Linked DNA regions of Homo sapiens: region 2 is linked to region 1. Evidence: read pairs that join two places in POLR2A ChIA-PET (ENCODE). Cell type or tissue: Caco-2. All regions are shown on one strand. Each heading gives the region's core, and the rest is flanking DNA. Links, peaks and the distances in the headings are about the cores only.

The links. Peaks named below come from ENCODE experiments on the same cell type or tissue, not always from the same donor. Only the 100,000 strongest peaks of a DNase experiment are listed, where the experiment ranks them.
Region 2: POLR2A ChIA-PET joins it to region 1 with 5 read pairs; 2 of 35 experiments call an interaction of 5 or more read pairs at or near these places.

Annotation. Positions count from the first base shown.
Region 1 is chr13:113,596,050-113,611,541 of GRCh38, reverse strand. TFDP1 (transcription factor Dp-1) reads right to left here. Exons shown (of 12, transcript NM_007111.5): 3 at 480-546. Among named protein-coding and RNA genes, the nearest start is that of TFDP1, 19 kb to the right of the region's middle. RefSeq lists an enhancer at 13,727-14,227. In Caco-2, for the core only: no CTCF peak of the experiment used is centred there; no DNase peak of the experiment used is centred there.
Region 2 is chr13:113,739,069-113,754,560 of GRCh38, reverse strand. LOC105377805 (basic salivary proline-rich protein 4-like) reads left to right here and starts at 442. Exons shown (of 3, transcript XM_047430843.1): 1 at 442-3,113; 2 at 9,540-9,887; 3 at 11,131-12,683. The coding sequence starts at 1,756. The coding sequence ends at 2,748. It overlaps LINC00552 (long intergenic non-protein coding RNA 552), which reads left to right and starts at 3,472. Exons shown (of 1, transcript NR_028064.1): 1 at 3,472-6,050. RefSeq lists a silencer at 1,142-1,360 and an enhancer at 10,808-11,309. In Caco-2, for the core only: no CTCF peak of the experiment used is centred there; a DNase peak (open chromatin) is centred at 8,290.

The DNA.
Region 1 (15,492 bases), core at 4,139-8,138:
AAGACAAGAAAAACGGCTCTTCCTCAAGAGCTAGTAAAATACACACGCGAAGCGTTAAAGGTGGCAAGTGCCTGCTTCGCAGAAGGCATGCACCATGGTAGGCCCATCTTTCCTCAAACAGCACAGGTGAGGCCGGCCTCTGGAAGAGCCCACACCACAGCTGAAACGTCATTATCTTTGGGTGGAGAGAAAACAAACTATCTTTATTTCTTCTTTACAATATTCTACCTTTTCTAAACTTTTGCAAATAGTATACATACCTTAGAATTCAAAATCCACAAAGCTACTGGTGTGTGTGCAGGCTGTGTTCTAAATGCTAGAAGGCTCCTACGCCCACCCTCCTGGGTTCCCGGAGCACAAAGGTGCCCATGCAGGAGATGCCATCATTAGCAAGAGGCTTCAGCGTCAACAGCTTCATAAACATGTGAAGCTTCATGCATTCATCAACACAAGAGTGTGTCCAGAACAGGTGCCCTTACCTTTCCCGGGACTAAGGTTCTGGTCTATGAAGACCTTGAGTTCTCCGTTGGCTTCAATTAGACCGGCCTGCGGAAAGCAACAAAACAATAATAAATATGACAGCTAAAAGGGCTACGAAACTAGGGGTGTTTAAAACCACCCTCAAGGGTTCTATCAAATAACGTCATAAAAAGGCAGAAGGACCACAGTTAAGCAAGCAACTCCAGGAACAACCAGGAGAACGCCAGGTCCGGAGAAGGAATGTCACTATCACCATGGCACCTACAGGGCCAAAACAGCACCGTCCACCAGGAATTAGCCATGACTTACAGAATCCACACAGTCTTGAAAAATCAAGATTGTAATGATGAGGAAAATGTTCACAATAGAATGTTAAACACATTCTATTTAAGTGTGGCACAGGTAAGAGTACAGCCACACAGCAAGGACACACGTGTGACGGCACAGCCACAAAGCAGGGGTACACACGTGACGGCACAGCCACACAGCGGGGGCACATGTGTGATGGCACAGCCACAAAGCAGGGGCACGTATGATGGCACAACCACACAGCGGGGGCACACGTGATGGCACAACCACACAGCGGGGGCACACGTGATGGCACAGCCACACAGCGGGGGCACATGTGTGATGGCACAGCCACAAAGTGGGGGCACGTATGATGGCACAACCACACAGCGGGGTCACACGTGTGATGGTACAGCACACGGTGGGGGCACACGCATGACAGTACAGTCACACGTCAGGGCACACACGTGACAGTACAGCCACACAGCAAGCACACACAAACGTGATGGTACAGCCACATGGCAGAGGCACATGAGTGATGCTACAGCCACACAGGACACACACGCATAACGGTACAGCCACACAGCAGGGGCACACACATGACAGTATAGCCACACAGCAGGGGCACACACATGACAGTACAGCCACACGGCAAGAGCACACGCGTAATGGTACAGCCACACGGCAAGACACATTAAGGGGGACTCCTATCAGAACTGTCAACCTCATCCTGCTTCTCCAGAAAGCCATGGAAATCTTTTATTCTCTTCCTAGTCCCAACAAAATGTCAGTCCCCAGAGGCCGGGCTCTGCGAAGGAAAAGCCATCCCAAGAGGAGGCCTTGGAGGGGCGGCCTCTGGGAGTGGCGTGCTGGCAGCACAGGCGTGGCAGCCTGAGTGTGAGCACACACACGGCAGCATGCTTGAGTACCCAGGGTCCCAGGAGGCCACGCACCTCAGGCAGTGGGGCTGGGGGGCAGCGATGAGGGTTGCTGCCTTCGCTGAGGGTAAAGGCACCCGAATGCACCCTTCCGTAGATAACACCATGGGAACAAGGAGACGCCACAACCCCCTGGTGCCACCCAGGTAACAGTCAGGGGACACACCATGGGAACAAGGAGACGCCAAGACCCCCTGGTGCCACCCAGGTAACAGTCAGGGGACACAGGGGAGGCAGCCAAGACTCAAAGCCCAGCAAGACGACCACTGCAAGACCACTGGGCAATTTCCTGGGCATCTTCACAACTCCACTTCCCCACAGAAGATGAGGAAAGCCAGGGCTGCCCGTAAGCCCGAGGACCACGGCAAGTTCACATCCTAGGACGCTAAAAAAAAAAGACAGTCACTACTGCCGTTCCAACCGGGTCCAACTGCACTTTCTGAGTCTAGCTGTCCAGCAGGCACCGTCCCAGCCCTGGCTGTGGGACTTGCTGGGAGGTGGGTGGATGTCCCATTGACCACCTGCACACAGAGCCAGGTGAGGTAGGATGTGCAGGGGGGCTGCATCCCACTGGCCACACCAAGGGGCTGGGATCAAGGCTCCACCACCCCCAGGGGCCCACAGACGGCGTGTGACGCAATATCAAGGAAAAGAGCCGTGGAGCAAGAACCTGACTGCACCCAGGAGGCGCTCTGAGGCCACCACACCTGACACAGCACCGGCACAGGCCCCGCAGAGGGCTACGCTGGCACAAACATACGACACCAGGAAAAGCATGACGTGCGGTCAACGATGGTGCCTGAAGGCCGGCATGCGTGGCTCTGTGCTGGCACCCATTAGTGTGTTACAGGTGTGAGACGCTAGATGTCCTGGTCACCATGAGGGCACTACCATCCAGGCCAGGTTGGTAAGGCCGAGACGTTAAGCCTGGGAGAGAAAGGGCAGGAGGGTACGGCCAGTTAGAAAAAGGCGAGTGGGTCTGGACAGGTGGCTGAGCCAGGTACACACGGCCAAGTGGCTATGGTGGGCTAGAACCCACAGGAGATGAAGGCCAAGACACTACAGCAAAGTAGGTTAAGGTCAGGTGACTATGACCAAGGAGGTGAAAGCAAGCACACTGGGTAAGACCGAGAAGTTAAACACAAGGTGGGTCAGCCAGGAGAGAACAGCCAGGTGCGTAAGGCCAGAAGGGTAAGGCCAGGAAGTTACAGCCAGGAGGTTAAGGCGTGGTGGGTGAGGCCAGGAGTCAAGGGCCTCGGCCAGGGCTGGTCAGGCTTGGGCCCAGCTCGAGCATCTGTGTGGGAGTGCAGCATGCTCCAGCCCCGTGTGCGTGGAGCTGGAGGAAGCCCTGCTGGGGGTCTGACGGAGCAAGTCCCAGCTGTGGAGGATGACTGCCCTCCCGCCTGCACAGCCAGGGCTCTGCCCAGTTCCCCTGTATGGTGTCTGCACTCCAGCCCCAGCCTGTGGCAACCGTGGTTCAGGCTCTGAAGCCATTTTGCACCGCTGTCCCTGTCTATCGCCCTCCCTCACCAGGATGAGCATGAGCGCCTGCTAAAAAGTACAGGGCCAGGGACTGGCACTGGGAACGCACTGCCCCGGGTGGCACAGTGCCTTTTTTCTGTTGGCGGGGGCAGCCTGATGGGCAGAGACAGAGTGGGGGCTGCTCCTCCCCATGCCTGCAGGGCATGTGGAAGACCCCCAGGAAGAGCGGCTGCCTGCGGCCTCCATGAAATGCCAGCAAGTCAGGCCCCAACAGAGGAGCCCCGCCCAGGGCCACCGTGCACTCAGCCACGGGCCTTGCCCAGCCACTGTGACGCTCGTGTCTGTAAATGTTCCACCGCTGCTCACAGAAAACACTCCTCATATGCACCAACACAGGCCCTGCGAGAACACCAACTGCCCCTGCCCAGGGGAGACCTCGGCAGCCATGGGGGCTGCGGCACAGGTGGCCTGGATGTTTCTCACTCTGCCCCGTCGACTTGGTGGTCAGCTCCGGCTGGGATGGGAACTCAGCAATCCCTGAGTAGCCCACACCCAGGAAACCCAGGTCCAGGAAACCACTGGCCCCCGTCACCGCCACCCACTGGCACAGCCCCTCCTTGCGGGCAGTGCTTCTTCCTCCCCAGCAGCTGCCCAGGGAGTTAACGGGCCAGGTTGTGGACCCGGGCGGCCCTTCCAGGAAGTCTAAGGTGGGGTGAAGGGGCCGGTCTTTCTCCGCCAGCCTCAATGTTGTGACATAAAGCTCTGGGGTAACTGCAGGGCATGCGCAGCACACAGTGACGGCAGCAATGAGGAGAGAACAAGGACGACACGTGGGCCAGTGTCGCACTGCTGACACAAGCGTGGCATCGTCTGTGGTTCCAACTGTGTCTGCCACAAGCATCATTTTGCTCCAGGAAAAACCCTTTCATTCCCCTTCCTTATGCAACTCATGCTTCTGAAAGTGGAAATGGCAGACAGCACTTCAAAATCCACAGCCTTGGCCTGCTGGTTCCACCAGCCACATGCCCAGGTGTCACCAGATCCCTGGCAAGCACCCGCAGCTCACGGCTGGCCCCTTTCCTCAGCTTTCTCCTGGAGAAGCTCTGGGCTCAGGAGGCAGGGGGATGAATGACGCCCTGCGCTGTCTCAGCCGCAGCAACAGTGCTGCCGCTGCCGCCTGCACGGCTCTGTCAGGGGCCAGCCTCCCTGCAGGGTGTTTGGCGGCATCTTCAGCCTTCATTCACCCTGGGTGGGACAACCAGAATCATCTCCGGACACTGCAAAGCCACCCTCAGCTAAGAACCACGGACTCAGAGGCATGACTTCTGGGGCCGCAGGGCCTCTAAAGCAGACCTCTCCAGAGCTGGCGGATGAATAAATGCACACCTGGCTACAGTCTCAACCTTAATTTCCAACTAGGAACATGAGGCTGTAAGACAGGAAATCCAACCTAAAAGGAAACCACACGGTGGGTTCCTTGGCTGCCTGTAAGCGCCTATCTTGGTGGGATGCGCTTACCCCACACCGAGTTTGACAAACACTGAAAATATTTCATAATACAATGTGTGTCAAAATCACAAGGGAAATGCAAACTCTCCTTTCCATAAAGGAAATTAGAAAACAAAACACCACCTAGACTGCCTCTGTTTACAGATCATCTGAAGAAGTCACACAAATGTTCTATAAACCAGCACTGGAGGCAGGTGAACTGGGGAGACGTGAGCGGGAGCAGGCAGCTGATGGCAGGGCTGGGGCACACAGCCTCCAGGAAGGCTGTGCGGCGTCTTCACATGTGGTCCTCCTAATCCTGCTTGGGACGGTATTTGGAAGTGACTGGGCCATGAAGGCACAGCCTCCTGGATGGAGTATGTGCCCTGATAAAGGGGCTCCCTGGCCCTTCCACCAGGAGAGGGCACGGCAAGAAGACGCTATTTACCAGCCAAGAAGTGGTTCTCACTGGACACCAAACCTACCAGGGCCTTGATGGTGGACTCCCAGGCTCCCGAGCTGTGAGCGGTGGATTCCTGTTGTTTACAAGCTGCCCAGTTCATGGTCATGGCATTCTTGTGACAGCAGCCCAAGCAACCAGAACAGGCTCCCCTGCGGACACTCACCACCACGCGGCCTTCCAACAGGCTCCCCTGCGGACACTCAACCACCGCACCGCCTTCCCACAGGATCCCCTGCGGACACTCATCACCGCGCCGCCTTCCCACAGGATCCCCTGCAGACACTCACCACCACGCCGCCTTCCCACAGGATCCCCTATGGACACTCATCACCGCACCGCCTTCCCACAGGATCCCCTGCGGACACTCATCACCGCGCCGCCTTCCCACAGGATCCCCTGCGGACACTCACCACCACGCCGCCTTCCCACAGGATCCCCTGCGGACACTCACCACCGCGCCGCCTTCCCACAGGATCCCCTATGGACACTCATCACCGCGCCGCCTTGGACACTCATCACCGCACCGCCTTCCCACAGGATCCCCTGCGGACACTCACCACTGCGCTGCTTTCCCACAGGATCCCCTGCAGACACTCACCACCGTGCCACCTTCTCCTCCCTGAACTGACTTCTGTGACCCCCAGGAGGATGGAAATAAGGGGCAACTTCTGAAGCTAGGTCACTCCCTGCCCTCTGGCGAAAGCTGGTGCCACGGTGTGAGGATACTCAAGCGGCCCTGAGGTGGTCCTGGTGCTGAGGGCTCCTCCTGCTACTGCTGCGAGGGTGAGACATCTTGGAAGCAGACTCCCAGACCCTGGCCTTGAGGCCTGCAGAGCTGGGCAACATCTCAACTGCAACTGCATGAGAATCCAGGACAGCAGCACCCAATTGAGCCACTCCCAAACTCCTGACCCACAGCCGCTGTGTGGGAGAAGACAGCTTATTGTTGTTTTAAGCCACTACATTTGTCTGTTTCACAGCAATAGATAAGTAATACAGCAGTTAAAGAGTTTTCTCTAGAACATTAAAAAAAAGTGGTTCTTTTCATCAACCAGGTCGTCACTGAATTTATCTTTGAATGGATCTTGAACCCTGCATAAACTTAGTTCCGCACGGAAAGATCACTGGCACCATCACCTGAAAAACGAGATCCCACTCAACACCAGCCTTTCAAAGCCACACTCACTCTCTGACACCCACCCCTTTCCTGGAAGGTGACCCCCAAGGACAGGAAAGAATGTTATGACGCCCCCCCGCCCCAACTGACAACAGGAAGAGTCGCAAGAACTAAGTGCAGCATCGTCCCTAAAAAAGACAGTGACGATGCCATGATTTAATTCCCATTTGCCGTCAAACACAACGCCCTGCTGAGGCTCCACACAGCCAAGAGGAAGCTCAGCCAGCCACGTCCCGTCCAAAACCTACCAAGAGCTTGCAGTTCATGACTCGCTGCTGCTCACCTTTACAAAGACCACAACCTCCTCACATGGGCTCCACCTCGCTCCTGGGACGGGGCCTGCACACAGCAGTAAACGTGCAGACCCTCAGCCTCCATTCCTGCCTGAGACAACAGCACCAGACCCCCGCTGTAACGTCAGAACGTTCAGAACCCTGTATGTGGGGTGACCGCCTGTCCTGGTTGGCCTGGAACAAAGAGGGGCTCCTATGACACAGAACTACCAGGGGTCCTGCCAGGCAGGTCCCGGGCTGGCTGTAAACGGAGGCTGCTAAGTGGGACCTGTTAACAGGACAGCCGAGGTCTGTCCGCTCAGTGCTCGTGTCAACAGGATGCGCAAGGGGTGCACGCTGGCCTGCTGGGCAACAGCAAAGTGGCCTCGGCACAAGTCCCCACTCTCCAGGCCAGGGGCCAGCTCCCATCTCAAACTCAGCACCTGAATAGGCAACCCCATTTCAGCCACACAGGATCCAAGGCCACAGCCTCCCCTGTGTCCTGCCCTTAGGAGTGTGGGTGTGAGTCTGGGTCTCTACTGACACTTTAGAACTTACTAAGACAGACCCAATTATAGCCTCTGTGGTTTTTTAATATGAAGTCATTCTTATGGGTTGATATTCAGTAGCTACTACTAGACCACAATTACCAGCTTGAGCATGTAAGGAGCTGTAGGAAAGACCCTCATGTGGGTCCTCCTTGCATTTCTTGTGGGCTGTGACCCACAGGAACTCAGTAACAAGCACCACCAAAACACAAATAGTTTAATTTGCCTTTTTTTTTTTTTTTTTTGAGACAGGCTGTTACTCTGTCACCCATGCTAGGGTGCAGTGGTAAGATCTCAGCTCACTGCAGCCTTGACCTTCCCGGTTCAAGCCATCCTTTCACCTCAGCCTCCAAAGTAGCTGGGACAGGCATGCACCCCATGCCTGGCTAATTTTTTTTTATTTGTAGTAGAGACGAGGTCTCATTACGCTGCCCAGGCTGGTCTCGAACTCCTGGGCTCAAGCAGGTGTAAGCTACCACGCCTGGCCTAGCTTCGTGTTTTTAACATATTGCTGAAATTGCTATTAATTTTAAGACATGTGCACTGGACTTATTTTCCTGTTAAATCTTTACACTCAAGATGCAACCCTACCTGCCAGTAAGGACACCTCAAGGTGCTAAACACATTAACATATAAGCCAACAGCAAAGGTGCTCCTTGGCTAAAACTAACCTTAATTTCTATTAGAAAAACTATATTCAACTGTATTTGTGTTTGTACTTCATGGAGATAACAGTAGATTATTCTCTTCTGTCTTACATTAGACAAAACCATACTATGAGTAGCAGCAGTAACAGCAAAACACACGTTCGTAAAACACGCCATGCTGCTAGAAAAAGCTGAATCAATTGAAAATAAGAACTATAAAAGATGACATCACCAGTGCCCACTCTGTGACAGGGTCTACGAATGTGACTAATTTCCATGCCAGGCCCAAAAGGGGACCTATCACTGCCGTCATCTTTAAAACACACAGGTGACCACGGTTCTCACAACCTGAAGCTGCACTTGCCTGGCCAGGATGGAGGCGCTGCCCGGGCCCTCAACGCCTCCCTCTTTGCCAGCCAGCACCCGCCAGGGTGTGTCCAGGGGGCTCCTCCCCTGGGGACACACAAGCCCTAGAGACCCAGGAGGGTGCGAGGGCATGAAGAGGACTCTCCCTTACACTCGAAGGCCCATGAGGGGGTCAGCAAGCAACACACAGCAGCCAGGTGGGGCATACACCTGGACCCCACGCTGTCTCACCCTTCTCTGCCCTGCTCTTCTCTGCACTTTCTAATCTACTGAACAACTGACCATTTCCATTGCTAACAGCTCCCCACTAGAGTATAAACCAGGCTTATCCGACCTGTGTCCTGCAGGCTGCATGTGGTCCAGGACACCTCTGCATGCAGCCCAACACAAATTTGTAAATTATACGTTTTTTTTTTTTTTTTAGCTCAACTATTGTTAGTGTTATTCTATTTTATGTGGCCCAAGACAATTCTTCTTCCAATGTGGCCCAGGGAAAACAAAAGATTTGACACCCCTGGCATCAACTCTGTGAAGCAGGAATTTTGCCTGGTAAGAAAACGGCCCAGCAGGGGCCCTGCAGTCCCGACATCACAGGTTCACAAGCCAGGCCCAGGGCAGGGCTGGAGAGAGGGACGCCAGGGCCGCACACTTCTCAGGGGGGACCCTGCAAATGATTCAGGCTTGAGGGTCACCCAGTCTCTGTCACAGCCACTCAACTCTGCCTACGCAACAGCCATAAAAGTGTCAAGGAACAATCTTAATTTCAAAAGTAAGCAGAGCTGAGAAGAAAGTGACCCAGCTGCACTGAGGGATCCCCCTGAGGACTGGAGTGGCCTGCGCCAGACCCCAGGGCAGAAAACACTTGCACTGCACATTAAACTGCATAATGAATGAAGAGACCTGGGGAAGAGGCCACTCTATAAACAGCAGCTGGGATGGGCCCCGCCTGCTACCAGGACCCTCCTGGCCCCAGCACGGGACTCCTGCACAGAACTCTCTCCGCTCCTCCTTTGACTCGTGCGGAGAACTCCATCCGCTCCCCTCTCGACTCCTGCAGGTAACTCCATCCACTCCTCCCTCAACTCCTGCGGGTAACTCTGTCCACTCCTCCCTCGACTCCTGCAGGTAACTCAGTCCACTCCTCCCTCGACTCCTGCAGGTAACTCCGTCCGCTCCTCCCTCAGCTCCTGCGGGTAACTCCGTCCACTCCTCCCTCGACTCCTGTGGGTAACTCCGTCCACTCCTCCCTCAACTCCTGCGGGTAACTCTGTCCACTCCTCCCTCGACTCCTGCGGGTAACTCCATCCGCTTCTCCCTCGACTGCTGTGGGTAACTCCATCCACTCCTCCCTGAACTCCTTCAGGTAACTCTGTCCGCTCCTCCCTCGACTCCTGCGGGTAGCTCCGTCCCTCCTCTGTCCGCTACAGGGCTACAGAGGGAGTAGCTCTGTCCTCCTCTCAGAGCTACAGAGGGAGTAGCTCTGTCCTCCTCTCAGAGCTACAGAGGGAGTAGCTCTCTCCGCTCCTCCCTCGACTCCTGCAGGTAACTCCATCCGCTCCTCCCTCAACTCCTGCGGGTAACTCTGTCTGCTCCCCCATCAACTCCTGCGGAGAACTCTCTCTGCTCCTCCCTTTTGGCTGTTGGGTTGCCCACCACAAATAGCCAGCACCTTCCGCGCACCTGGCCACAGGCCCTTCCTCTGGGGCCGGGCCTGGGACCCCAGCCTCGAGCTCCCACGAGTCCTCCTGGACCCTGGAGAGCACACCTGGGAACAAACACAACCCCAGAGCTCAGGGACGACCTCCGGTGGCCCTAGCCATCCCTTCCAGTGCCCTGGCCCTGCAGGGGCCCCCAAGTGGGCTGCCCTGCCCTGCTCCCACCAAGCACCAGAGCCTGGTGAGGGTGAGGGTGGCCTCAAGAGACCGACTCTGACCTTGCTGGCTCACCCTGAGGAAGCCACCAGCGAGCTGCCCTACGCAGGGGCCCACAAGGCAAAGTGCAAGAACACACCCCCACCAACAGCCCACAAGGAGCGGGATCCCACCAGCAGCCGGGTGAGTTAATTTGAAAGTGGTCCTGCCCAGACCAACTCAGGGCACCACAGGCCAGGGCCGCCCGGGACAGGCTGAACGGGGACCTGGGCTCCTAACAGGCACTAGGAGGTGACAGACGCTGCTGGTTCAAGTTGCTAAGTCCAGGCAGGAGACGCTGGGTGACCGCCAGGCCCAGCCCTTCTCAGCTACGGAGGCCAACACCTCCCCACCTCAGGCAAGAGGAGATGGTGCCACCACAGAGGAGGGATGCAGCAGAAAAGAACCTCGCATCTGGAGAAGATCCAGGACAGCGTGAAGGCTCATCTCACAAACACGCTCCGAGTGAGCAAAAGCATCAAGTGGGAAGAGCAGGAGGGTTCTCTCTCGTGGTCCTGGAGCCCTACGTGCAAGGCTTCTGTCTCATGGTCCTGGAGCCCCACGTGCGAGGATTCTCTCTCACGGTTCTGGGTCCTGGGTTCTCTCTTGCAGTCCTGAGTTCTCTATCACGGTCCTGGAGTTCTACGTGTGAGGGTTGTCTCTCACGGTCCTGTAGCCCTACGTGCAAGGATTCTCTCTCACGGTCCTGGGTTCTCTATCGCGGTCCTGGAGCCCTACGTGAGGGTTCTCTCTCATGGTCCTGGAGCCCTACATGCAAGGATTCTCTCTCACCATCCTGAGTTCTCTATCACGGTCCTGGAGCTCTACGTGTAAGGGTTCTCTCTTATGGTCCTGGAGCCCCACGTGCGAGGATTCTCTCTCACGGTCCTGGGTCCTGGGTTCTCTCTTGCAGTCCTGAGTTCTCTATCGCGGTCCTGGATCCCCACGTGAGGGTTCTGTCTCATGGTCCTGGAGCCCTACGTACAAGGATTCTCTCTCATGGTTCTGGGTTCTCTCTTGCAGTCCTGGAGCCCTATGTGCAAGGGTTCTCTCTCACAGTCCTGGAGCCCTAAGTGCAAGGATTCTCGCTTACGGTCCTGGGTTCTCTATCGCGGTCCTGGAGCCCTATGTGTGAGGGTTCTCTCTCATGGTCCTGGAGCCCTACGTGCAAGGGTTCTCTCTCACGGTCCTGAGTTCTCTATCGCGGTCCTGGAGCCCTATGTGTGAGGGTTCTCTCTCATGGTCCTGGAGCCCTAAGCACGAGGGTTCTCTCTCACGGTCCTGGAGCCCTACGTGCAAGGATTCTCTCTCACGGTCCTGGGTTCTCTCTCACGGCTCTGGAGCCCTACATACAAGGATTCTCTCTCACGGTCCTGGGTTCTCTCTCATGGTCCTGGAGCCCTACGTGCAAGGATTCTCTCTCACAGTCCTGGGTTCTCTCTCACGGTTCTGGAGCCCTACATACAAGGATTCTCTCTCACGGTCCTGGGCTCTCTCTCATGGTCCTGGAGCCCTACGTGCAAGGATTCTTTATCACAGTCCTGGGTTCTCTCTCACGGTTCTGGAGCCCTACATACAAGGATTCTCTCTGGCAGTCCTGAAGCCCTAAGCACAAGGGTTCTCTTTCACGGTCCTGGGTTCTTTCTCATGGTCCTGGGTTCTCTCTCACGGTCCTGGGTTCTCTCTCGTAGTCCTGGAGCCCTAAGTGCAAGGATTCTCTCTCACGGTCCTGGATGTGGAAGCGGGAGGTCAGGGCAGAGCCAGCTTCCAGGCTGCACCTACTACCTCCTCCTTGGGCCTCGCAAGGTGGGAAAAGGGCAGGCTCGCCGTGGGGACTGGCTATCAGGACACTGATCCAACAGGGCAGGGGGGACTACACCCGCGTGCCCTCACTCAATTCTAGTCACTCCCAAAGGCCCCAACACCCAACACCTTTGAGGGTTTCGAAGGATGAACATTCAGCCAGGGCAGCCCATCAACAGGGTGGAGTACGTGAGGGCGCATCAGCGAGACCAGACTCCAGCAGCCTGGAGGGGGCGAGGCTCCAATGCAAACAAACTTTCCAAATTTGAGACAACTTGAGAAATGTAAATGCTGCCTATGTGACAATAAGAGTGAATGACTATCTCTGAGAGACACATGTCAGAATATTTAATAACTACTTAATGATCACCCTGGCCCGGCAGGGAGTCACCCAGGTCCGTGACAGGGACGAGGCACCAGCACAATCTCTCTCCTTTGTGTGTGTCTGAAACGTTCCACAAATTTTTTAGAATTATCTCTGCTTATATTTATTGATGTGAAAAAAAAAAACCTAGGACAAACTGTTGAGTAAAACATAGCAGTGAACAAAACATGTGAGTTCATTTATTTAGAATTCCGTACTGTACATGTGTATTTAAACACACACATCTAGGGCATCCCCAGAAACAATCACCAAAAAGCCTTAACAGCAGAGCCCCGTTGACTGTCATTTCAGATGACTGCTTACTTTCTGACACCTTTCTGCACCCTACGTTTTTAAATAAACTTTCCATTTTCATAACCGAACAAAGCAATAAGGCGATTTCATTTTCTAAACTAAGGGAAAAGCCACACACCTAACAAGATCCATCCAGAGGTGATGAGCTGCAGGCGAGGGTGGTGCCCAACATCACCCTAAGAAAGAGTCAGAGGAAGCTGGCTACCCCGAGCGGACAGAGGGACGGCGGCCACAGAACCACAGTGTGAGCCACGTAGGGGCAGAGAACGCCTCCTCCCGGCCCCACGCAACTTAAATGACCAGGAAAGGGGGACGCAGACTCCACCCAGGAGGGCAACACGAACCCCAGGTCCTCAGGGGACAGCCTGGAGCCATCAGGCAGGGGAAGCTGAAGAGCGAGGAGGTAAGTTCATACACAATGGGAGTCACAGGAGGGCAGGTTAGGGAGGTGGGGCTGTGCTTCGGGGGCACCAGAACCTTCAGGAAACCAGTGGATTCTGAAGCCCCAGCAGGCACAGAGGGTGGGGCCCATCCACTCATGAGCAGACACTTGGAAGGCAGGCACCCAGCATCCCTCTCCCAGGAGAGGCTGCTCTAATCTATATAATCTATAATGAGACTTTCAGCCACCACTCTAAAGCCTGCTTTTCCAGCAGAAAAACACCAAATGATGCTCTAGTCTACAACAGGCACAAATGCAAAACTGCCTGGAAAACCCATACATCAGTTCCACAGCCGTTAAAAAGGTGCTTGCATCCTGCCTCCCGCTGTCTTTGGGGTGGGCTGCACCGGGTTGTGTGGTATGAACCTGGCAGGCACGGTTTTCCAGGGCTGGGGTGGTGGGGAGTAGAGGGACCAGACGGGAACTTGGCCAGGCACCAGCAAGTGGCTCCCAACACAGTTGGATTCTGCACTCTTGATGACAACTCACCTGAAATGTCGGCGGCTCCACTCCCTTTTCTTATGAAGTCACTGCTGCATTTGAACACCTCGTGCCTGCAGCCCTCCTGGAAGCAGCAGCCTGCAGGGGAGGCCTGCTGCCTCGGAGACTCCACCTCTCCCGTTTCTGGCCACCTGCCACCCCCTCAATCATTCTAAACAGTGCCCAGGGAAAGCCAGGGCCCCTCTGTGCAACACTGGGGCAAAGACAGAGGCCGCAGAGTCCCCAGCGTGTCTGGATGCTGGCTCCTGAGCTCAGAGCCCTCACATTGGACACACGGCAATGGCCGTCCCTCCAGCTCTGATCAGATCAGCCCCTCGTGGCTGGGAGGAGGTCTTACACAGCGCCCAGGCCTGTGAGGTGCTCCTAATTTCGTCAAAGCCTTATGTTCACTCTTTTGAATCCATCCAAGTTCAGCCAGGACGTGGCAAGCAGCTGACGCCCTCCTTTCTCCCTCACTGCCCTGTAGGGAGGGCAGCTGGCCGCCCACGTGGGACAGGCGAGCACACAGAGGCCAGGAGTCCCCACCTGAGGTCGCAGGGCTAGCAAGGTCCAGCCGTTCAGGCCCCGGGACCCCTGCCTCACACAGCTTCCTCCACAACACATCACACAGGTTCCGGTGGGAAAATCCTCCAGAGGGAAATGCAGCACACGCTGCCAGACAGCGCGACGGGGTCCAGGCCTGGGGCCTCAGGGAAGAGCCGCCCCATAGCCCTCGCCCGAGTATACCGCCAGCCTGTGGGAGGTGGAGACCATCTCCATTCATCTATTTATTTATCATAGCAGCTAACTTTAAAAATAACAATATGTTAATCTAATTTCTCTTCTGGAAAAGTTTTTACATTATACTCTTTTCCCTTTTAGAAAGAATTTCCATTTCCATTTTAACAAAAATCAAGTCATCCAAGGACAGAGTGAGCCACCGGCACTCTCAGAAACCCTCCTCCAGGGTGGCCTGGGGTCAGAACGGAGCGGCAACCCCGGCCAGACAGGGGGTATCCAGAGGGCCCAGGACACCCACCCTGACAATGGCGCCGGGCAGGCACCAGAGCCGCAGCAGACTCAGGTGCGGGGTTTGACGCCCACCCACAAGGATGCACAGTGAGGCAAGCTCAGGACAGGCTGGGGCGAGGGGACGCGCAGCCTTTCTGTCTCAACAGTGAGCAAAAACAGGGCTCCAGGGAACAAATGCCCAAAAACACGAAGCAGGGCTTCCAGGATCAGCATCCACATGTGATAAATGCCACTGGAACCACAGCCTGGGATGGGGACTGGCATCAAGATCAACCTCGATGCTGACCACCTTCATCCCCTTCCACCCCAGAATAGGATTTGGTCTGGCCACTCCAATGGGAACTGCTTTTCCATTTGTTAGAGAAAAAAGAGGTTAAGTCCGGGCAAAAGTCATCGTGGCTAGCCGACTCCACCGCTGGCCTGAAGAGCTCCCAGACACGGAGCCTACAGACCAGGCTTCCAGTTCTGTGGCTGCACACCCCGTGAGCTGTCAAATGTGTGACTCCTCCTCCCCAACCTGGCCGTGCTGGGGAGGGGACACCCAGGGTCTCCTGAAGCAAGAGGAACCCCTCATCCACAGCCAGCTCAACTCGGGCTACCGGGATGACACCGAGGCAGACATCTGTCCTCCATGCTGCATCGTTCCAGATAAGGCCCCTCAGCTTAAAAACGACTCCCGGAGTCAAAGGATGCCCTAAAGCAGGAATGGCCTCCAAGAGTCAATAACTGGGTAAGACATATGACCTCAAACTCAGGCATGAAAACAAAGTCAGAGGCTGAACTCCCACCACGGTCATCTCCCTCTTCATCCTGCTTCCCTGCAAAATATAATTTGGGTTCTATCAATAGTGGTGACACGAAATATTTTCATTCAAGCCTTGATTTTTCTTAAAGGCAAAAGAAATAGTGGAGCCTAAAATAAGTCCCATACAAGTTACTCCGAGCCATTAATACTTTTTTTTTTTGAGACGGAGTCTCACTCTGTCGCCCAGGCGGG
Region 2 (15,492 bases), core at 6,713-10,712, 140 kb before region 1:
CAGGAGTGGACACCCTGCCTCTGCTCCACTCAGGGTGAGCTAGGGTGGCTCCCAGGACTGGCGCGTGGCTGACTGTGGCTGTGCCTGTAACCTCTCCAGGTGACGTGGGCTTCCTCATGACATGGGGGCTGGACTCCCAGGAACGTTGGGCAAGAGAGAGAGCCGGGTGGAGTCTGTGGCACCTTCTGCAACCCAGCCTCAGCTTCACGCTGTGTCACCTCTGCTGCCTTCTCTTCAGCAGCCCGGTGACAAAATTCAAAGGAAGAAGGAAGAGCCTCTCCTTGTGTGTGGGAAATAGAAAGGTGATGTGGTCATTTGGGGAAAATAGAATTTGCCACAGGGATCACTGTGTCAGGACAGGACCCTCACTACAGGGAGGCTGGAAGGTGAACAAGCGATAATAAAGATAACGAACCTTTTCCTCTTACTTCAGCAGATATTTCGCAGCTATTTGGGCAGCTTGGAATGGGAACTGGTGGTCTTCCTAGACCACAGGTAATGAGGGGTGGCGTGGAGGAGGCAGCCGTGCCAGGCAGGAAGATCATCCTGGGATCTGCGATGTGTGCATCGGAAGCACCCAGAGAGAATAGAAGCTGCCAGAAAAATGCAAGGAAACCCAGAAACTCGGAGAGCACAAACGAATCACAGTTTTTATTGTGTGAATTTTCACTAAATATCCTACAATGAATATTCGTCATAAGAAAAAGTCATTTTTAATGTCATGATTTCCTGGAAATATAGAAAGAAAGAAAAACAGAAAAGGCACAACTGCCCCCGAGCACAGCAGCAGAATCTTGGTGGTGGGCGCTCCCCTGCCACGCCCGGGGATGCTCCTGCTTCAGGAGTTCACTTGGCTCAGTTATGGCAGCAGGTTCTGATGCTGCAGAGCTCAGAGCAGAAAGGCTAAGGACGCCTGCTTAGGGCCCCTACTGTGTGTGTGCATGTCTGTGTGCACGCATGTGTATGTGTAGGTCTGTGTGCAGGGCTGTGTGCATGACTGCACGTATGTGGATGGGTGCACGACTGTGTACCTGTGTGTGTATATGTGTGGGTGGGTGCGCCTGATTGTGTGTGTGTGTGCGTGTGTGTCTCACGCCAGATTGGTTCTGCTCAGGTGCTCTGCATCATTTCTGCAATCTGATTTCTCCAAGTCTCAAAGGTCGAATGTGCACCATCAACAGCACTGAGAGCCTCTTAGAAAGGCAAAGTCTCCCCAGACCGGATGCACTCCCAGCTTCCGTGCCTGGAATTAGCGTATTTCCTGCAACACCAGGCCGGGCAGAGCTAGGCAAAGTCACCCAGGATCTGGAGTTGCCAGAATGCAGCTTCGGCCACTGACAGCATCATCATGGCCACATAAAAAATCCCCCAAATAAATTTCCTTGGAAGAAGTAAATAAGTTCTTTGTACTTAAGTTTGGAGGTGACCAGTCCTAACTGGTAACTGAATTCCTTGTGATGTCTTACAAATCCTTTGCTTTCTAATTCTATAAATTATGTGTGCTTTTCCCCGGAGATCTTCTGAGAATTTCCTTTAGAGAGCATTTGACTCGGAGGCCATCGGCATCAGATCAGCCCAGGACACTTCAATGGTGAATTGTGTGATAAGCAACAAAATCTCAGTAAAGCTAAAACATCAGCACAGAAAAGACCTTAAAGAAACCGCCTCCTCAGCCACGGAGCCGGCACAACGGGAAAGAAACCACCTCCTCGGCCACAGAGCCGGCGCGGCCGGAAAGAAACCGCCTCCTCAGCCATGGAGCCGGCGCGGCCGGAAAGAAACCGCCTCCTCAGCCACGGAGCCGGCAGAACCCGAAAGAAACCGCCTCCTCAGCCACGGAGCCGGCAGAACCAGAAAGAAACCGCCTCCTCAGCCACGGAGCCGGCAGAACCCGAAAGAAACCGCCTCCTCAGCCATGGAGCCGGCGCGGCCGGAAAGAAACCGCCTCCTCAGCCATGGAGCCGGCGCGGCCGGAAAGAAACCGCCTCCTCAGCCATGGAGCCGGCGCGGCCGGAAAGAAACCGCCTCCTCAGCCACGGAGCCGGCAGAACCCAAAAGAAACCGCCTCCTCAGCCACGGAGCCGGCGCGGCCGGAAAGAAACCGCCTCCTCAGCCACGGAGCCAGCGCGGCCGGAAAGAAACCGCCTCCTCAGCCACGGAGCCGGCAGAACCCGAAAGAAACCGCCTCCTCGGCCACGGAGCCAGCGCGGCCGGAAAGAAACCGCCTCCTCAGCCACGGAGCCGGCAGAACCCGAAAGAAACCGCCTCCTCGGCCACGGAGCCGGCAGAACCCGAAAGAAACCGCCTCCTCAGCCACGGAGCCGGCAGAACCCGAAAGAAACCGCCTCCTCAGCCACGGAGCCAGCGCGGCCGGAAAGAAACCGCCTCCTCAGCCACGGAGCCGGCAGAACCCGAAAGAAACCGCCTCCTCGGCCACGGAGCCGGCAGAACCCGAAAGAAACCGCCTCCTCGGCCACGGAGCCGGCAGAACCCGAAAGAAACCGCCTCCTCGGCCACGGAGCCGGCAGAACCCGAAAGAAACCGCCTCCTCGGCCACGGAGCCGGCAGAACCGGAAAGAAACCGCCTCCTCGGCCACGGAGCCGGCACAACGGGAAAGAAACCGCCTCCTCAGCCACGGAGCTGGCACAACTGGAAAGCAACTCTCCGAGCTGAAAAGCAATGGGTTTGCAAAGAGTGGGAAAACACACAGAAGGCGGGTCATGCAAAACGTCCTCCCGTGTCTGTAAATGGCAGTTGCCCGCCACGATGTCCAGATGCACCGGGGAGTCTGGCCACGCCAAGGGAGAGACCAGAGAGGGCGACTAGCACAGCGTTCACATCTGGTGGCTCTGTCCCCCCAGACACTCCGCACCGAAGCCTGGGGCAGAGGAGAAACCTCGTGCCTGCACACAGAAGGTGTCTCCACAAGGAGCCGTCTCTACAGCGTGACTGTGGAAAGCAGGCCTCGGGACCCTGGGACCAGCACCAAGAATGCCAGACCTGGTTCTCCGAGGCTGCGGCATTCCTCCCACGTCTGCCTCTAGGGGCCACGCAAGGGAGCTGAGACACGGGAGTTACAGAGCACTCAGCTTCCCCACAAGAACTGGCTCTGGTAAGAGCAGCTAGCATCAAGGAGGAGGATTCACGTGTGCACCCACCACTCAGAGACACAGACATATGCACACTCGCAGACATGCACACACACCACAGAGACACAGACATGCCCATGCACACACATGCACTCACACCACAGAGACAGACGTGCCCATGCACACACACGCACACACACGTGCACACGCACACATGCATGCACACGTACTCACACACCACACAGAGATACATGCACTCACACGCACACACACATGCACATACACACGTGTGCACATACATGCACACACGCACAGATGCACGCATGTACATGCACACACATGTACACACACCAGTCATGCAACCACACATGCACACACAAATATGCACCTACACACATGTGTATATACATGCACATATGCAGATATGCACACGTATATGCACACATGTGCACATGCGTACACATGCAAACATGCATGCACACATGTACACACACCACACAGACATGCACTCACACGTACAGACACACCCAAGCATGCGCATACACACGTGCACATATATGCACACATGCACATATGCACACATGCAAATGCAAACATGCATGCACACATGTACACACACCACACAGACACAGACATGCACTCACATACACATGCACACACACAAACATGGACATACACGTGCACACACACGCACACACACGCAGTCACACACGTACACATGCATGCAGGCACACAGACACGCACATACACCACACTGCACAAACATGCACACACAGACACAAACACATGCGCACACACGTGCACATGCACTCACACCACACACAGACATGCACACACAGGCATGCACACACACGTACACAGAGACACACATTCACAAACACATAAATGCTTGTGTGTGGAGACAACTTTCTGCATTCATTGAGCGTGAGTTTTGTTCATGAAAATCCACTGGCCCCCTTTGCTCTTTGAATGGGTCTTTTACCTATGCATGATTTTGAGGAATCACACGCTGGTCATGTGGAGAATTATTCGGAAGCTGTCACACTCACAATGCGAGAAACAAGTTTTCAAAAATTCCTCTTGTCATTTGAAAGCTCAACATTGTATCATTGGTGCCAGATACTCCCAGCTGTTTTCCTTACAGGGATGGGCTTACTTGGTTGTTTTCAGGAAAACACCCAAGCCTGGGTATGCAGGGCTGTTCGCTGTTTGTTCCATGGAAACTGGTGTTGCAAGAATAAAGGAGCTTGGTTCAGCTTGGCTGCCAGACGCCCACATGGCACACACAAAGCACTGTGCGCAAACCTCCAGCTCCATCACAAGGAACGTCACTGCCGAATGCTGCTGGCGATGGTGGCGAGAAGCCTCACGAGCTCAAAGCCACCTTGATCTGGGCCCAGGCACCAGCAGGTGTCCCACCATCAGCCCTCTGCCATTGCCGCGAATGTCAACACAGAGAAAAAGGCAAGGGGCCCGAGATGACTGTGCTGGTCTTGGAGACCCCCCTGAAAACACCCAAAGGACCACACGTGAAGAACTGCTGTTCTGTGGAACAAATGATGCCAACGCTTCAACAAATGCACAGCCCGAAGAGTCTGGGCAGATAAACAAGGTGCCGGACACGGCCCTGCTGGGTCCTGTTTCAAACAGGCCAGACATAAATAGATGTGTGGAGACCCCGGGAAAACTTCCAGGAGCACTTGGGGGCTGGAGGGAGGCACACGGGCCTGCGCCTGGGAGCCGTGCTCTGCCCACTCCACCCCATGACCCTCGAAGGAAGCACCTCACGGGGCCCCCAGGGGTGCAGGGAGTCAGCCGCCCTGTTCCTGTGTGAGCGGGGCCTCTGGGGCACCGACCTGCACAGACCTGGTGGGGAGAGGCCACTCCAGCCTCTGGGCTGTCTTGGGTGAGGCCTGAAGTGGCTCTTCCCACAGTCTGAGCAAGGGCTCAGTCCCACCAGCAGCAACATAGCCCAGGGCATGGAAGCCCTTGATGACGTACATGGGGCTCGACTCCCACAAAGCCAACCCCATTGTGGGGTCAGCACAGCTGCAGAGAGTACCCACGCCAGCCGCAGCCATCCCCGAGGAGTGTGGTGCTGGGGACAGTAAGCCGGGTGTGTCAACCTGTGAGGGGCACCTGAGGCCAGCATGAGGGCAGGCGAGGCGGCCGTGGCTCATGGGTGCTAGGTCTGCAGGACTGTGCCCAGGTGTAGGCTCTGCCTCCCAGCCCCACGGCGAACACCCATGGTGCCCCTGCCCTGTAGCAAGACCCTGACCCCCACACATGTCCCCAGACACCTCCTGGGGCAACAGTGCTGCCATGAGGACCTCTGAGATGAAGGCACCGGCTCCACTGAGGCCTGTGTGGTTCCCGCCACCTGCCCCCACACCCTTCCTCCTCCACCCGCCCTGCGCTCTGGAGTGGCCCGGAGCCTGCCCCGTGGGCGCCCACAGAGTCAGGCACCAGCAGGAGATGAAGGGGCGGAGGAAGGTGAGAGTGTCCTCATCCCAGGCCTCCTCGTGAGGTCCCTGCGGCCTGGCTGAGCCCCTCCCAGGGACAGGCCCCTCCGTTGCTCCCCTGGAAGCTGCTTTCCTCGGACGTGGGAACAGCCCTGTCCCTGGGCCCTCAGGAATGGGATAGAACAGGGCCCAGGGTGGGAACCAACACCCTAAGTCTCTTCCCACAGAAGCCTAAGGACAGCAATGGCTGAGGGAGGCGTCCTGAGGTGCTCCCGTGGCTGTGCTCCCATGGCTGTGCTCCCCTCGCTGTGCAAGCATCGCAGCGACTCACACGGCTGGAGGGCAGGGCCCACTGCCTGCCCAGGCTTCACGGTGTGGCCCTGGCTGCACACCTGTGCTGCAGGTGCCTGCGCCGATCCCTGGAGGAGCTGTAGTAAGCATTTGTGCATGTAAACACATCCAAGCTTGGAAATGGCACAGTAAAAGCACAGCACCGCGATCTTACGGGAGAAACGTGGTTATGCGCGTGGCTGGGTGGCCTTTACTACTCCTTCCTCAGTCCCTCGCTTGAGGGGGTGCCTGGCTGAGTGAAGATCCCAGCACACTCAGGATCTCGTGCCTGTCCCTGGGCACCTGACGTGCTACGGAGACAGTGACTTTGCAGATGGGATTAGGGTCAGGGCCTTGAGGCGGGGACTGATCTGGGACTGTCCAAGTGATAACGGAATGTAACCACGAGGTCCCCAGGGAGGGAGGCGGAGGGAGGTGTGACCAGAGAGGACACTAAGGCCACATGATGGCAGGACAGCGTCAGGGAGGGGCAGGGCTGCGAGCCAGGGGTGCTGACTCTTGCCTGAGCCAGGAGAGGCAGTGTGGCCCTGCTCACACCTCCCTCTTAGCCCTGTGAGCCCCGTTTTAGACTTGGGCCCCCAGAGCTGTAATGGGATAAGCGTGTGTGTGTTAGGCTTCGACGCACAACAGTACCTTGAGGGTCCCAGCGTCTTGGACACCTCCATGCTGGGGGCGTACGAACATTTTCCAGGTGGTGCAATTGCCTAAGGGAATCACATCCAGACCCCTGATTTCCAGATGCAATCTCTCCCACAGTAGATCTGGGTGAGTCCAGGGCCCCAGGTCCACTGCGTCCCCTTCCCACCCGACTGCCACCAAGAGGAGCCAACCCCATCCCCAGCCCAGCCTCCCTGAGGTGCAGCTCTCCCTGCGTGACCCTCGGGCCCCAAACATAGAAGCAGTCACAGCATGGGGCAAGGCCGGGCTCCAGGGGAGAATCGCCGAGTCTGTGCCTGGCAGATTCTGTGTCTGGCAGATTCTGTGCCCAGCGGAATCTGTGCCCGGCGGATTCTGTGCCCAGAGGATTCGCACAGGGCCCAGCCTTCTCCTCATCCATGCCCAGCCGCCAGGGCCGGAGAACCCAGAGGGAGGGGTCATCACTGGACACCTCCCGACGTCCTAACAATTCTGACAGAAGCCAGATCGGTTCTGCCAACCGCTTTGACTGGCTCCCCAGCCAGGTCGCCTTTGTCTGTTTGGTGAACTCCGGCCAAGCCTTGCTCCAGGCGCCACGTTCAAACTCGCCACAGCCTTGCGTCAGGGGCTGTCACCACTGCCGTGTAAGATAAGGAAGCCAAGGCTCCGGGCAGTGGCGTGAGCAGCCCAGGGTCACACAGCAGGCAGTGGCAGAGCCGGGGCAGACTCAGGCACCGACCAGGCTCACGCACACGGCCTGTGTTGCCATGAGCCCCGAGATGAAAGGACCTCGTCTGTGGATCCCCGTTCTGTGGGAAATGCATTAAACGGCATGTGAGTACATTGCTGCCCTTTCCAACTAAACCAAAAGTATTTTAGATGCAAAGTTGACATGGCACATTTCTGAAAATTCTTTGAGGACTACACGAGCAAAACATGTTGAGAGCCGGGACCTCCGGCCTTAGCCTCAGTAACAGAAACCAAAGCCATCCCTGAACAATCTCAGCACGGTCCCCCTTCAAAGACGAGAAACTGAGGCTCTGGGAGGTTGGTTGTTGTGGCCCAGGACGGACCCCCAAAGCCCGTGTGCTTAACTGCAGGGCAGGGACGCTGGCTAGGATCTGGCCACTGGAGCCGCTCCTGCCCCAGGCCCCAAGCTGGTGGCCCACAGCGCCTCTCCTGCAATCCCAGATCAGCTTGGCAGGGGCGGTCACCTGGGATCAGGGTATTTTTTTAAATTTAATTTACTTTAGCTCTTCCAAGAGGCAATTAGATGAGGAAATCTGTCTTCCGCCGGACTGAAGATAATTAGAGAGACTGGATAAATTGTTATTGACGGTAAGAAGATAATTCGCTAGAACCGCTAGAAAAAATGCCTGCTGTCCTTCCCAATTCCAGATTCCTTCCTGCCTAGAGGAAAATGAAAGTGCCCTGAGGTTTCCTACCTTGACTTTCTCCACATGAACATGGGCCCTGTAAACCAGAAAGCATGAGAGACAGGCCTCAATCCATTGAGAGGTTCATTTGCCAAGGTTAAGGGCACACATGGGAGAGAGCTCTGTGACTTTCTCCAAAGATGATTTTGAGGGTTTCAGTATTTTAAAGGGGAAATGCAGGCTGGAGGGGAAAGAGGGAGGTTTGGTTGCGAGACTGAACCCATGCATTGCAGGAGAAAGGAACAGGCAGGACAATGGTGAATGATGCATTTGTCCTGGGCTCAGAAAGTCGGACTTTGCACTAGGCCAGGGGAACGCAGAGCAGCTGCTGGTGAAGACGCTGAGCCTTTGCTGGGCAGCTCCCTGCTCAGGAACACAAGGAAAGGCCTCTCCTCACAGGGCTCAGCTTCCAGCTTTAAGGGTTTCCTTTGGCGGTGAATTGGAGTCCCCAGATTTTATTTTCCTTTCACAGCCCCGATGTTGCCCCAGAAACAACAGAGACTCCTGAAAGTTTCCCACACCCTTCAGAAGGCTTTGGGCAAATTGGGGTGTGGGAGACGGGATGAGCATGGATGGAGCACCTACTGTGCACCTCACGCTGTGGCTGGTCTGGGAGACGGGACGAGCGTGGATGGAGTGCCTACTGTATGCCTCACCCTATGGCTGGTTTGGGGATGGGACGAGCGTGGATGGAGTGCCTACTGTATGCCTCACCCTGTGGCTGGTTTGGGGACAGGACGAGCGTGGATGGAGTGCCTACTATATGCCTCACGCTGTGGCTGGTTTGGGGACAGGACGAGCATGGATGGAGCGCCTACTGTATGCCTCACCCTGTGGCTGGTTTGGGGACAGGACGAGCGTGGATGGAGCGCCTACTGTATGCCTCACCCTATGGCTGGTCTGGGGACGGGACAAGCGTGGATGGAGCGCCTACTGTATGCCTCACGCTGTGGCTGGTCTGGGAGATGGGATGAGCGTGGATGGAGCGCCTACTGTATGCCTCACCCTATGGCTGGTCTGGGAGATGGGATGAGCGTGGATGGAGCGCCTACTGTATGCCTCACCCTGTGGCTGGTCTGGGAGATGGGATGAGCGTGGATGGAGCGCCTACTGTATGCCTCACCCTGTGGCTGGTCTGGGAGATGGGATGAGCGTGGATGGAGCGCCTACTGTATGCCTCACCCTGTGGCTGGTCTGGGAGATGGGATGAGCGTGGATGGAGCACCTACTGTATGCCTCACCCTGTGGCTGGTTTGGGAGACGGGATGAGCGTGGATGGAGCGCCTACTGTATGCCTCACGCTGTGGCTGCCACTTTCACTTTCTGCCTCATCCCAGCCTTGCCATGTGGCGCCCATTTCACAGATGATGAAACAGAAGCACGCAGAATTCAGTAACTTTTTTCAATGTCAAATAGCTAATGGGAGAAACAAGATATAAACCAGGTAAGTCTGAGTCAAAACATAACCACATCTTCCAAATGGGAAAGCATGCATTTATCTGTATGTACACTTTTAAGTTAATCTTTCAGTCAACACACATGTATTGGATTTCCTTACGTGCAGGACACTAGACAAGGTGCAAAGATGACTCGTGCAGTTCTGCCCTGTAAGAATCCACAGTTGAAGTAAGAAGCAAGAGAAATGGAACAGACGATGAGACAAAGCAGACAGCGGTGACAGCATCCCACCACACGGCTGCCCTGCTGGAGAATTCACGGGGAAGTCCAGGATGTGGCCGGCCCGTGTGCAGACCAGGAGCTCACTGACCGATCAACACATCAGGCAGGGGGTTGTCAACCGTGGCCTCGCCTGAGGGTCCCCCAGGGGCTAAGGACCCAGATACTCAGGACACAGGCCAGCCGGACCCCGCACATCAGTCGCTGGAGGGGGTGGATGTTTGAAGCTCCCCAGGTGGTTCTCTAAGTAGCCAGGCCTGCAGGGGGTGGTGGGGGTGAGCAGCGGGTGAGTTTGGGGTGATGCGGAGGGGCAGCAGGTGAAACCACTCCCTGGGGGGAGAAGGAGCAGTTGGTGAAACCACTCCCAGGCAAGCAGGAGGAGCAGTGGGTGAACCACTCCCTTCGGGGGGGAGCAGTGGGTGAAACCACTCCTGGGGGCGGGCGAAGAGGAGCAGCAAGTGAAACCACTCCCAGTGGAGGGGAGCAGTAGGTGAGCCATTCCCTGGAGTGGGGGGAGCAGCAGGTGAAACCACTCTCCGGGGGGGCGGACAGGAGCAGCAGGTGAGCCACTCCCTGAGGTTGGGGAAGCAGCAGGTGAAACCACTCCCCGGGGGGCAGAGAGGAGCAGCTGGTGAGCCACTCCCTGGGGGTCCACAGTGGTTCCAGGCAGAGGCTGCATTTGTCAGGCCTTGGAGGATGGTGCTGAGTGGGTAGAATTCCAGGAGGCTCTGGGGCAAACCCTAACCTTAACCCTAATCCTGGCCCTGGCAACACCTCATCGCAGCTCCTCTTCCTCCTGCGGCCCACAGTAGATTCTCCAGCATGAGTACCAGGAAGACGCCCTGTCCCAGAACCCGTCCAGTACCCACCCCAAGCTCCAGGAGGGGCAGGCCCAGGCCCCAGACACCAGGGCACAGCGCCTCTCCTCCCACCCTCCCAAGGCTGGTCTTAGGGCACAGTGCCTCTCCTCCCACCCCCACCCCTGTCTGCCTGCCAACCTCGTGGGCCTCCCTCACACACACAGGCGCCCCCACACATATGCACACGCTCACACACGCACTACTGAGAGTGCACATGCTCACACACACAAGGCCTGCACACACACGCCACCAAGCACACACGCTCACACAGGGACTGGCCTGGGTCCAGGCTGTGCAGTGTCGTGGTGGCCGGAGTGGGTGGGGCTGAGACATCGGCCATTGGTCCACACTTGCCACAGTGTCCACTGTGGGGCTCAGGCAGCCTTTCACGGCCAGCATGCCTCTGATCTTCCGGCCACAGTGAGGGTGGGCGTGCTGTGTGGTCCGGTGCTTGCGCCCCCAAGTCTGCAGTGAGGCCTGGCTGGGGAGCCGCTGAGATCACCTGCTCCAGCTCTGCCACCCTCTCTCCGTCCCGTCCTCCCCAGGGAAGCCCTTCCTAGTTTTCTGCGCAGGCCTGTGAATCCCCTTCTTCCTCTTTCCCTGCTTCTTTCTCCTTAGGGTTTAGACTTTGGAGAAACCAAAACAGAAAGACCTGCCTGGAGCTCCCACACGGACCCCTCCCTAGAGCCCCAGATTCTACTGGCCCCCACTGGAACAGGGGAGGAAGCAGAGGAAGAAGGTACATGCAGCCTCCAGAAAAATGATCAGGATGATTCCAGACTCACCCGATAGGGCCATCAGGGCAGGCGATTAGCCTTGATTCCACCTGGGGAGAGGGGCCTCCCCAACCACACAGCCCTGTTGGGGGAAGGAGCTGCTGGGACCTGCCAAGGGAATGGGCCTCCCCTGGAGCTCTAAGAGTCAAAAGCTGAGGCTTTTTTGCATAAAAGCAGGGCAGGAGGAATTGGGGGTGTGGTGGCCGAGGCACTACTGAGTTCAAAAGAAGCTCGTTGAGGGCAGGGACCTTCGCCCCAGTTCTCACAGGAGGCACTCCCTGAACAAAAGCTGCAGGAGGACCATACAGGCCAAACTGCCAAACTCAGACCAGCACCTGCTGGGCCGAGGCCACGGGGACGCCTGGTCTTCTCCTACCCATACCCACCACGGCCGCTGGGCAGAGGACATGGGGGACCCACGGGGGCCTGACTGCTGGGAATACCCATTGGCTTGAGCAGATGTGAGTCAACAAGACTCAGACAATGACGTGGGCTCTAAGAAGGTGGCAGTTACGTGAACTGTGAAGCTCAGTTCCTCCCGTTTGTTCAGAGCCTCCGCATCCTGGCCCCAGCTCAGGTGGGAGTCGTTGCTGAGGCACCCGTGTGTGCACGTGGCCTGGCTCTCAGCTCTCAGGGATCAGTAGTGCTGGCAGCAAAACATGACCCTTCCTGTAACAAAATGCCCATGAAATGGAGCAGGGGATGAATAACGTAAGCCGAGCCATGAGGGAGCGGGAGGGGCCGCCCCGCCTGTCTGTACAGGGTGTGGGGTGAGGGCAGGAAGGGGACAGGAGGTGCCCCCAGAGACATGAATTTTTAAAAATTAAACACACTCCTTGCACTTTGCTAGAAGGCCTCTGTCACCATGTGACCGGGGACCTCTTCAGGGCTCCCAGCAGGAAAGGCAGAATTACACCCCCCGGGAAGCCTGAAGCCCACCCTCTCGCAGCCCTGAGCCGGGCAACGGCGGCTCACCAGCACCTCCTGTTCTAGGCGGCATTTTTCTAAAGTGCAGAGTGCAGCAGCCTCTGCATCACCCCACTGCAGGGAGAGAGCCACGCCCTTTGCAGTTGTGAAACCAGACCCGCTGGACAGTTCGCCTCCAAGCACACAGTGCATATTGGATACTGACAGGCCAGGGTGGCAGTGGGGCTCCTGGGACCCACGTGACAGGACAAGAGCTGAGGCTCAGCCAGTCGCCCCCACAAGGCCAGCCGAAGAATGCCAGGGACCGAGAGCTGAGGCTCAGTGAGCCATCCCACCCATGCCAGCGGGAGAATGCCAGGTACATCGCTCTCCATGCTGTCGTCCTCAAACCCCAGCACAATGCCTCACCCTTGGTAACATTCAGCCTTCAGCTCATTTGTCTTGCAAATAAAAAGGTTGAACTTGGAAGAACATTTCACTACTGTAATTGGGGGATTGGGGCTTGGTTTTTTAAAAATCAAATCAAGGCTTCTTATATCCATTTTAAATTGCCTAGATAGAAACTGAGAACCAATCTCATATTTATTTGTAATTTCATGTTATCAGATTGAGGTTTTCTTTCAAAACTGCTCTTCCATTGACTGGCATAATGCCTGTAATCTGTACATTTTATTTGCAATTGAGGCCCATTTACGTGTCTAAACACTCACAGAGGGGACAGACCCCCATTGTAAAACAAAACACAATGGGCCCCAGCCAGAGACTGCCAGCTTTTCGAGGACTCGCTGTGGTGGAGCTCACATTGAGGTAATTCCATACTCAGCAAACCCACAGACCGCAGACAGGAAAAAAGAAAGAACCGCCACTCTGACAATATCATAAATAGTTGAGTAAAGGAATAAAATAAGAAGTGCTGAGCCTGCAGCCCTTGCTGGAGTTATCAGAACCGGCCCCAAATTTCCTGCAAGGCTGTCTCTGGCACGGCCCTCCCCAGAGGCCAGCTGGCCCCATAGGCACATCCACGCTAAGCTCCACAGCCTCTCACGCATCCACGCTGAGCTCCACAGCATCTCAGGCATCCACACTGAGCTCCACGGCCTCTCACGCATCCACGCTGAGCTCCACGGCCTCTTCTGCATCCACGCTGAGCTCCACGGCCTCTCACGCATCCACGCTGAGCTCCACGGCCTCTCACGCATCCACGCTGAGCTCCACGGCCTCTTCTGCATCCACGCTGAGCTCCACTGCCTCTCATGCATCCACGCTGAGCTCCACGGCCTCTCATGCATCCATGCTGAGCTCCACGGCCTCTTCTGCATCCACGCTGAGCTCCACGGCCTCTCATGCATCCATGCTGAGCTCCACGGTCTCTCCTGGGAAGCCCTGGCTTCCTTCTCTCTGCCAGCCCTCATGGGAGTGCCTAGCACCACCGCAGCGCAGAGGGGACGGGAGAGATGCCTGCAGCTCCAGCCGTTTCTCCTCCAGGGGAGGAGGCCAGAGGCAGAGGGAAAGCAGGCAGCTCCCGCAGGACAGCCCTGAGCCAGTGTGAATGTGGGTGAAGCTCCCGGTGCTCACTGCAACAAGGAGGACGCGTGAGCAAGTGCAGACGCTGGGGACTCAGCCCTGACCGACAATGTTGACGTCTGCCAGCTACATGGAGATGAAAATGAAGGCATGTCGCATGCATGTATGTGTGTAGAGGTGTGTGTGTGTGCGCATGTGTGCACCTGTGTGTAATTCTGAAGGAAAGTATGTGACTTGGAAATCATATCACAATCCAGGGACTCACTCTTCCTTATTAACTTTTATTTTTACCCTTTTTTTATTTGAATAAAAATTGCAGTTTTTGTTTTTTACAAAAGGAAAGGTCACACGGCATTGTTCCTCAGCCTGCTGGCGGCCTGTGGCTCCCCCGGCTGCAGTGTCACTAAGGCAGTGTGGTGGGCTGGCCCTGAGCTGCAGGTGCACACGCTTGCCCGGGAGGTTGACAGTGGGACGTTTCTTGCCATGTTTTTGGCCCCAGCATGAGCCGATCGCATCAGCCAACTCCGCAGATGAGACAAAGCCACCTTGCAGGGATTCCCATGGGCTTCTGAGGGGGCCGTGGCCTACATTGAGGATAAGAGGATTGAAGCTGAGAGCTTCTCTGCAGAGGGTGCACCTATGCCTGCCTCACTGCAGCCAGATGCCCAGATGCCTGGGCCTCTTGATGTGCAGTCCCATCCTTTGCTGACCCCAAGGGAGATTACAAACCCAGACCGGCCAGACGGCTGCCTGGGCAGCAGAGCGGGGTGTTGCTGGTCCAGGCAGCACCGAGAGAGAGCCCAGGGAGGGCAGCAGGGGGTCGTCCCCGCTGAGGAGAGAGTATTTGCCCAGATTCAGGGGCCTGAAACCCCAAGACTGCCCACAACAGAGGGCCCAGATGAAGAGTCCATAGAGACATCTGCCCGGAGGGCACCGAGCCACGTGCAGCAGCACCAGGCAGGCAAGAATAGCCCTGGATGCCTTCCTTCATCCCAGCTCAGCCCTGAAGAGCCAGAGGCCGAGGCTGGCCACAGGAAGCAGGGCCACTCTGCAGGCAGGTGGGCATGAGACACATGCACCGCCACCGTCAGACACTGCAGCCCCGCGGGAACGGAGGCACCAAAGCTCATCGCATGTGGAGCTGTGACCATTATGGGGCCACGCACACTGAGCCCCTGAGAGGAGGCTGGTGCTGCCTGGGTGGGGAGCAAACAGGCGGGGGCAGGCAGTGTCAGAGCTCCAGAACTGGGCAGGGCCCGCCGGGGTGTCTCCGTAGGATCATTGACTCAGCATTCGTGATGTATTTTCTCCATGGGACACAAAGATTTAGAAGTTTTTAAAAATAAAGTGACAAGAGGCCGGGCACCGTGTCTCACGCCTGTAATCCCAGCACTTTGGGAGGCCGAGGCCGGCAAATCACCAGCTCAGGAGATCGAGACCATACTGGCTAACACGGTGAAACCCCGTCTCTACTGAAAAATACAAAAAATTAGCCAGGCATGGCAGCGGGCGTCTGTAGTCCCAGCTACTTGGGAGGCTATGGCAGGAGAATGGCGTGAACCCGGGAGGCGGAGCTTGCAGTGAGCCGAGATTGCACCACTGCACTCCAGCCTGGACGACAGAGCAAGACTCCTTCTCAAAAAAAAATAAATAAAAAATAAAGTGACAATAGGGCTTTCGAATGCCTTGTATGAATGCATGGGGTGAGCATGAGTTTCATCGAGGGGTGAAAACACCACTCAACTGACCCAAG